Regions from separate parts of the Homo sapiens genome. Here regions 2 and 3 are each linked to region 1. A link is a contact called in ENCODE Hi-C or POLR2A ChIA-PET data. All regions are on one chromosome and are shown on one strand. Each heading gives the region's core, a stretch centred on a gene start or an enhancer-like site at or near the end of the contact. The rest is flanking DNA. Distances are from core to core; before and after follow the strand shown.

Region 1 (2,833 bases), core at 122-2,621:
CTGCAACCTCCGCCCCTCCAGGTTTAAGCAATTCTCTGCCTCAGCCTCCGGAGTAGCTGGGATTACAGGCGCCTGCCACCACGCCCGGCTAATTCTTTGTATTTTTAGTAGAGACGGGGTTTCACCATCTAGGCCAGGCCGGTCTTGAACTCCTGACCTCATGCTCCACCTGCCTCCGCCTCCCAAAGTGCTGGGACTACAGGTGTGAGCCACCGCGCCCAGCCACAACTTCTTTTCAAAATTGAATTCAATTCTGAAATATCTCAAGGGAGGTCATGGATTATTTAAAAGGAAATCACTTGCAACAATAAACATAAAACAATGCAGAAATAGTATAAACTCATCTAGATTGAAGAAACACAAACATTGAGTACTAGCATCTTCTTGGGATGACTTAAAATTAGGACAAATACTTAGTTACCTTACTACCCAAAGTGACATTTCTTCCCATTTTAGAGCTGTGCTGTCCACACGTACAATTAAAATTTTCTAGTAGCTAGCCAAAGTATTTAAAAAGAGAAATTAACTTAATAATTTACCTAATTTAATGTAGTATGTCCAAAATATTACCTTTTCAACATGCAATCAATATAAAATTTACTAACGAGATGGTCTTCCACATCTGGTGTACTGTTTACTCCACAGAGTGGCAAGCTGCCTTTCCAACCCTCACTTAGCCACATGCGGCTACCGTATTGGATGGCAGTCTTAGGGAATTTCAATATCAACTGATTCTTTAATTCTGAATTTGAGAATTTCTTTTTATAATACACACGGTCGCTAAGGCGCTTAGAGATCTGTGAGGCGCATGGAGATTATTTTACTCTCCGGTCCCTTTTGATCCAAGATCCCACAGCATTAAAAGCAGTAAGAGGGAAGGCAATGGGCATCCCTTGCGCCCAGGAACGTGGCCTGGAGGGCCTGGCTGCTCCGAGCAGTAGCAGTGCCCGGCGGGGAGGCTGCAGACGCGGCGTTGGAAGTTGGATTTCTAGACAAGCTCCGGCAGCTGCCCGGAACCCGTGTCTTTTTCTGGGGCACCCAGGAACAGCAGGGCCAGACGGAGAGAGAGCAGCCTCCAGCCAGGCACAGGGTCCCGAGCTGCCACCGACACCGAGGGAGCCCGGCCCAGGGCTGCAGCGCTTTCCGCCTAGGTGGGCGGCAGCGGGAGCGAGGAGCCGGAGGAAGCCCGGCCTGCGTCCTGCGGGCAGCAGGACACGATCTCCCCGGCGCGCTCTCGCCGGCGCCGCAGCGGGCGCGCGGGCGACAGGGTGGGCGTGGACCGATGGGGGCACCGCCCCTGGGAGAGGCGGGCGCCGCGGTTCCGGGGGCGGGACGCGCCGAGGAGTGGGGCGCGAGCCGCCGGTTTTGATTAGTGCGCGGAGCTGCGGCGGTGGAGCTGCTCGGCCGGGAGCCCGGCGGCGAGACGGAGAGGCGGCGGAGGTGCCCGCGCGCAGGGTCTGGTGGGCGGCCGCGAGGCTCGGGAGAGGCGAACCGGAGCGCGGGACCGCGGTCGCCCCGACCAGAGCCGGGAGACCGCAGCACCCGCAGCCGCCCGCGAGCGCGCCGAAGACAGCGCGCAGGCGAGAGCGCGCGGGCGGGGGCGCGCAGGCCCTGCCCGCCCCTTCCGTCCCCACCCCCCTCCGCCCTTTCCTCTCCCCACCTTCCTCTCGCCTCCCGCGCCCCCGCACCGGGCGCCCACCCTGTCCTCCTCCTGCGGGAGCGTTGTCCGTGTTGGCGGCCGCAGCGGGCCGGGCCGGTCCGGCGGGCCGGGGGATGGCGCTGCTGGACCTGGCCTTGGAGGGAATGGCCGTCTTCGGGTTCGTCCTCTTCTTGGTGCTGTGGCTGATGCATTTCATGGCTATCATCTACACGTGAGTGAGGGACCGCAGGAGGGGCTCGGGGCAGGGGTCCGGGCCTCGGAGACAGGCGAGAATGGGAAACGTTTGCGCTTTGAAGGGGACTGGGCTCGGGCGGGGGTGGAGAAAGCTGATCGTCAGGCTGTTCCCCCCGTTCCCTCGCCCCTCGGACCGGCGGTGGCGGTGGTCTTTGCGAGGGAAAAGTGTTGGGCGTGGGAAGGGTTTGCTGGGTTGCAGGCGACTGCCCAGCCAGGCTAAAGGAGACTGCTCTTACGTGTCAGGCTGAAGGTGGTGGCTTGGTTTGATTGTGCTGGGGATTCGTGTAATTTTTCATCTGGGCCGAGATGTATGGTGTATTGTTTTTTTCTCCCGACCTGGGCCACGTTTCTGTTAGGGTGGTGATTGTGTCCACTTTTCTGGGAGCTGCTCACAGCTATCTGGACACCTCTCTGTGGATTTTCTTCTTCCTGGAAGGGCTCTATGCGCTTAGATAGGTGTGAAGCACCTGTCCACCCTGAAAAATGTCCACCAAACCTCCGAGCTGGCATGATAGCTTTGAGTCCTGTCAGCTTGTACATCTCAGCGTGGTTTTCTTTCCTTTTTTCAGTTCCTCGTTTTATTGTTTTATGTAGATTTGTACTCTCCCCGTGCCGGCCACATCTTTTCATTTTTGTTTAACAAATACTTCTTGAGGCCTACTAGATACCATTCACTGTTATTGGCCAGGGGACATGGTGGTGAGCAGGACAGAATTCCTGTCCTCATGAGTCTTACATTCTAGAAGGAAGGAGCAGATAAAATCTAAATAAGGTTATGAGATTGTGACGAAGCGTGTAAGTAAAATAGAACTGGGTGATGGCGTGAATAGAGACATGGGTTATGTGGCTAGTTTGGTATATCCACTGTTTAAGGTGAAATCTGCCTCTGTAAAGAAATGAAAAAATTATATAGAGCACATTACTGATATCGATTCACTT
Region 2 (2,833 bases), core at 105-2,604, 1.8 Mb before region 1:
GGAAGAGATTTAAAACAAAACAGAAATAGATTTGGAGCCAGACAACCAAGAGCTCTATCAATCATGTTAAGGGTTGTAGACTTTAGAGTTTACCCTATGGTCAGTGAGAAGCCAGTGAGAGTTTTTAAAGGAGTAATTATCTGAACACAACCCCAAGCTGTCCTGCCTTCACTGTGAGTTGATGGACTAAATGTCTTCCTATTGTAATGCATCCATTTCATAGGCTTGGATTGAGCTCTTCCTGCTTATGAGCACTTCCGAAGGCAGGCGCCATCTTGGTGAACACCCTGTATGTTATGTGAGGGGCCATGCTCCCAATAGTGTGTGCATGTGTGCCCTCTGCTGATGGCACTTAGAATTAGAGACTAAAAGGAAGAAGGCCAGGGGTGGTGGTGCATGCCTGTAATCCCAGCACTTTTGGAGGTGGAGGCAAGAGGATTGCTTAAGTTTGAGACAAGCCTGGGCAACATAGCAAGTCCCCATCTCTTAAAAAAAAAAAAAAAAAGAAAAATTACCTGAGTGTGGTGACACATGCCTGTTGTCCCAGCTACTTGGGAAGCTGAGGCAAGAAGTTTGCTTGAGCCCAGGTGTTCAAGGCTGCAGTGAGCTGTGATCGAACCATTGTACTCCAGGCTGGGCAGCAAAGTGCCAAAAAAAAAAAAAAAAAAAAAGGAGAGAGAGAGAATAAAGGAAGCACCTTTGCAGGTACATGAGCCTGATTTGAAGGGGTAACTCACACAGTGCTGTAAAACACCCTTGAGGAAAGAATTAGGGGGTGGGATATCCAAACATTGTATTGAAGTTGCAGTTCAAGACCTTTTCAAATGTCTTTTCATATTGGGGTTGCCAACAGTTCTCACTTTAGTATCTGTGTCTATTATTAGATATCCTGGTTTCACTTCCAAGTTCTAAGTATGCCAGAGAAACCCAGTTAGGTGATGATTTGTTTGGTTTTTTGAGAGTTTCTGTTTTCATGCCAGATGTTGAATTTATTTACCAAGTCAGATCATTCACCCCGTGAGACCTACATTATGGAGAGTGGCAAAAGAGAAGGTGTAGTTTGCTATTAAGTTCCATAACTTGGGGTATCTGTTCATGTCTTCTAATTTGTGGAAAGATGTGATAGTTATAAATGTTACTTTTGTAAGCTGTACAGGAAGTGTTGACTTCTGCTGCTGTCTGTTTAGATAAGATTAGACATGAGGTGATCATTACATTATTATAAAGATTCTTAACTGGGTCTCTGTTCTTTCCCCTTCATTATCTGCAAATATCACAAAGGAAAGTCTTAGGAAAAATATGTTTGCGACTGTCCACACATTCTTCATGAAGCAGAGCTTGGTGGAGTGTGCCATGCTAAATTAGAGCCACATGAGGCACAGTTTCATTTGAGGTGCCCTCATTGCTCCATGGGGGAAGTCCCTGTGTCAGCATCTGACAGAAGGATTGATGATGAGAGAGCTCTCCATCAGTAGTACACAGTGCCTCTCTTTCCTGCAAGGCAGGCACCAACTGTGCAGCTTGTAGGAGCCCTTCTGGCTGTGTGAAGCTAGCTAAAGCTTATTGTGGAGTGTCCACAGATGGTTATTGTCCACCACCATATTTCTAGAACATTCTCTGGTTACAAAAGTCTAATCATGGTAGTTACAATTTATCAAGGCCTTAAAGCTGCATATAATACTAGTTATTTCACACTTGTCATTTCTTATTTTCTCACTGAATCCTCCCAACAGCCCTCTAAGATACAAATTACCTCAACTCTTGAGGCCGGATATATTTCTAGATTCAGACTTTTTCTGATTTTAGAGAATTTATAAAGTATATACTATTATTTAGAAAAGTAATACAATGAACATACTATTATTTAACACAACTGGCAGGTTCTGGGTCAACACCCTGTGATCAAATTAAATTTCTACTCTAAAACTTGAGAAGAAGAATTAGTTACATTAAGTGGGTAAAGACTAGGAGACCTTCATGTCAGCTCATGTCAGGTTTTGCTGCCAAATAAGTTATGAAAAATCTTTCTTTTCAGAGTTTTTTGGATTTGGGAATTATATATGAAGAGTTGTGGACCTGTAATAATATTCTTTTTCAAAGAATTACTACTAGAGCCCAGAGAGATTAAGTTGCCCAAGGTCACTCAGCTTGAAAATGGGAGAGCCTGGTTTCAAACTCAGGCTCTCATTTGTCTCCAAAATCCATCTTCTTTCCCCTACCTTCTCCTTCCCATTTGTTGAGCCTGCTCTATGAGGTATACAGTAATAGCTTCTCTCTCCAACCTGTAGCTCAGGTTCCCTCTACCCTTTCCCAATCTTATGCCCAACCCCTGCATTTTCCTGGGTCCTTCTTGATCCTCCTTTTAGGAGCCACTGTGGCTCTGCAATCCTTCTTTTGCGGTGGCCTGGGTGTATAAATTTGACTCTCAGGGGCCATGAAACAGTGCTTCCCTAGTGACCCAGGATGATTCCTTTCTGCTTTCAGAACTCAATTCCAATGCCCCAAATTACAGTAGGCAAAAGCACTCGGGCTGTCCAAAGATCTGAGCGGATAGCCAAGGGACTAACTTAGTCCACATCAGCCATCTAGCCTAGCTGCTCTTGTGAGTTCTTTTTGAAAGTTATTTCCCAGGAAGAAGCTCTGCCATTTACTCCAGAAACAGGTTCATTCCTTGAAAACTTCGAAAGAACTGGGTACTCAAGCAAGGAAGAAATTTTTAAATTTGAGGATGAGCAGGGATAAGTGTTCATTATTCTGTTAACTAAACATGAACATTTTTGGTGTACTAGGGTCAAAGTCAACTAAGTTAGTTGACTGGTGATCATTGAGCACC
Region 3 (2,833 bases), core at 223-2,722, 1.2 Mb after region 1:
AACTGTCATTTGCTAAGGAAAGCTTTCCATGACTAACCTGGCTAAAGTCATGCACTCCCTACCCTCAATCACTCTGTACCACACCATCCTCTTTTACTTACTTCAGCACTTATTAGTGTCTGGAATAATTTTATTTGTTTATATTTTATGATATCTTTCATATTTCTATAATGTAAGTCATTGAGGGAGGGATTCTGGTTTTGTTTCCTGGTGTGTCTCCAGCATTTAAAACATTCCCTGGTTTTGAGGACAAAGCAGGGACTGCAAAACAACAACACCAAACAAATAAAATAAAAAATACCCCCTGGCATAAAATAAATGCTCATCTTACAGACTGTTCCTACTGTTCCTGCAAGTTTTCAATCACTGACACCCAAATACTCCCCAATCACTAACCTTCACAAACTTCTCCCAATTATGGATCTCTGCAAGTTCCCAACTATCACTCTCCACAGAACAATCATTAACCTCCACAGATCTCCAATCACTGACCACCAAAGAACCCTCAATCATTAAATGCAGCAATCCCCTCAAACTCCTGACCCCCTTAGACTTCTAGTCACAGAATCATAGAGGATCTTCAATCATTAATTCCTACTAATCACCTCATTACTCAAAGCACAGTTATTACTGCTAGACACCACCTAATTATTGACCTGCATACATCCCCAATTACCTTTTCTCCCCAGATGACATACAAATCATCTACCATCCCCAGAGACACCTCAACATTGACTCCCCAAACTCCAACAGTCATATTCCCCCCTCACTGGCCCCCCGATTCCTCCATTACCCACTGACCCTCAAAGATACTGCTAATCAAACTTCCACAGACATCACCGTCACTGACTCCCAAGCCCCAATCTCTGATGCTCCCAGATGCTCCCAATCACTGAATTTCCCAAATCCTAACACTGACCCTCTTTGATAACCCAGGCTCTAACCACCACAGGCACCCATAATCGCTGGCTCCCATAGACATCCCAAACCGCCAACCCCCACGGTCCTTCCCTATCTCTGACACATCACAAAGCCTCCATTTCTGATCTCCTTCCAAACTCCGACACTCGGTGACTGCCACAGACGCCTCCCCATCATTGTCTCTGCAGATCCCTCCTAATACTGATATCCTAAAGCCAAATCATTAACCCCACAGATAACTCAGAACACCGACCTCCCAAAAGACCATCTAGCATCGATTCCACCAATTCCCAAATCACCTATCGTCACAGACTACTCCAATCACTGCCCCGCAAGTACACCATCTCTGACCGCCAAAACACCCTGTCTCATCACAGCTCTCACCGCGGCGCTGGCCTCGGGCTCGGACACAGCCATCTCCAGTGGTCGCCCGGCCTCTTTGGTCGTTTCCGCACTTCTCCTCCGGTCCACGGTCTCTGGCTTTGTCAGAATCTGGACGCCGCTGGAGACCGACATGGCGGCTACCCGGAGGGCGGCCTTAGCGGGTCCGGCAGCCGCGATGGCGGCGCCCTTCGGTAATAGCGCACGGGCGCGGCCATCTTGGCAAACACTCAGCCGTACAGCGGAAGTGCGGGGACTTCTGGGACAATTAGATCGGGAGGTGGAAGCTGGCGAGGGCGTTACTTGCAGGATGCAGGAGTGATGCGATCAGAGCCAGCCGGAACCGAGTTCCGTTACGCACTACAGGACTGACCTGGGCCTGACAACCCACTGCCGGAGTTCGGATCGCATCACTGCCGGAAGATATTTTACAGAATTTGGAATTGCTTTTCCGAATACATGTCAGTGCGGCCAGCGGCTAGAAGTCCGGGAATCACAACGCTTAGTGCGGACTTTAGAAAGGCAGGATGCGAGAAATTGGAAGCATAACGGAGAAAAGCCTGATCGAACAAATAACATTATTTTATAGGGAGAGGACGTTAATCTTTGAGATATACGATAAATCTTTTCATATATAGTATAAGAACAATAAGAAAAACTGAAACAGAAACTTAAGTAAACACACCACTCCTCCGTGAGAGCCCGGGTTTGGTGAAGATATTTCACCAGAATAATCAAGCACTTGGAGAAATAATTCCTTAATGCGCCATTTCATGCATTAATTGCATTCATTGAATATGTGCAGGTTAGGTGCTGCGCTATGCAAGGTACTGGAAAAAGAGTGGAGAGGGGTAGGGATGATGTAAGTCCAGAGTCCAAAGGCCAGAAAACCAGGGTCTCCAATGTCAAAAGGCAGAAGATGAATGTCCCAGCTCAAGAAAAAAGAAAAGGTGGGAGGGAAGTGGGGATACTTAACGGGTTTTTAAAAAAAAAGAAAAGAAAGAAGGAATAAGACCTAGTATTTGATAGCACTACAGGTGTATATATCCAATAATAATTTAGTTGTACATTTCGAAATAACAAAGTATAAATGGATTGTAACACAGAAGATAAATGCTTGAGGGGATAGATACCCCATTTTCCATGATGTGATTATTGCACTGTGCATGCCTGTATCAAACTACTTCATGTACCCCATAAATATACTCACCTACTATGTACCCACAAAAGTTAAAGATTAAAAAAAAATAGAAAAGAGGATTCACCCTTCCTTTTCCTTTTTGTCCTTTCAGGCCCTCAGTGGATTAGGTGGTGGCCACCCACATTGGTGGGGGCTTTTTTATTCAGTTTGCTAATTCAAATGCTAATCTTTTCCCAGAAACACACTAACAAACCCAGAAACAATGTTTCACCAGTTTTCTGGGCATCCTTTAGCCCAGTCAAGTTGACCGATAAAATTAACCATCACCCTAACCATGATATACACAGACTTCCAGGTTACAGAATCTGTGAGATAATAGGTTTGTGATAC

Evidence for each region. Hi-C counts contacts between places; a loop is a spot of excess contacts on that map. ChIA-PET counts read pairs that join two places held with the same protein, here RNA polymerase II (POLR2A). Pooled maps may share reads with other maps.
Region 2: a loop to region 1 is called in a pooled map, with 4 times the contacts of the local background. The contact joins the enhancer-like site here to the promoter of UGCG in region 1. A Hi-C loop is called at or near these places in 1 of 37 single-sample maps with no recorded cell type and 2 of 50 pooled maps. POLR2A ChIA-PET finds 5 or more read pairs at or near these places in 1 of 52 experiments (Caco-2).
Region 3: a loop to region 1 is called in a map of ovary, with 4 times the contacts of the local background. The contact joins the promoter of ZFP37 here to the promoter of UGCG in region 1. A Hi-C loop is called at or near these places in 1 of 168 maps with a recorded cell type or tissue (ovary), 1 of 37 single-sample maps with no recorded cell type and 6 of 50 pooled maps.

What each region holds. Positions count from the first base shown.
Region 1 is chr9:111,895,443-111,898,275 of GRCh38, forward strand. It overlaps UGCG (UDP-glucose ceramide glucosyltransferase), which reads left to right and starts at 1,372. Exons shown (of 9, transcript NM_003358.3): 1 at 1,372-1,871. The coding sequence starts at 1,774. RefSeq lists an enhancer at 823-1,406 and silencers at 1,027-1,616, 1,727-1,816.
Region 2 is chr9:110,142,762-110,145,594 of GRCh38, forward strand. All of the region lies in intron 8 of PALM2AKAP2 (PALM2 and AKAP2 fusion), which reads left to right. Among named protein-coding and RNA genes, the nearest start is that of C9orf152, 64 kb to the right of the region's middle. Within about 2 kb of position 1,355, at least 7 of the 41 ENCODE cell types and tissues checked have a DNase peak (open chromatin) inside an H3K27ac peak, as active enhancers do.
Region 3 is chr9:113,055,252-113,058,084 of GRCh38, forward strand. It overlaps ZFP37 (ZFP37 zinc finger protein), which reads right to left and starts at 1,473. Exons shown (of 4, transcript NM_003408.3): 1 at 1,306-1,473. The coding sequence starts at 1,437. RefSeq lists an enhancer at 1,104-1,673.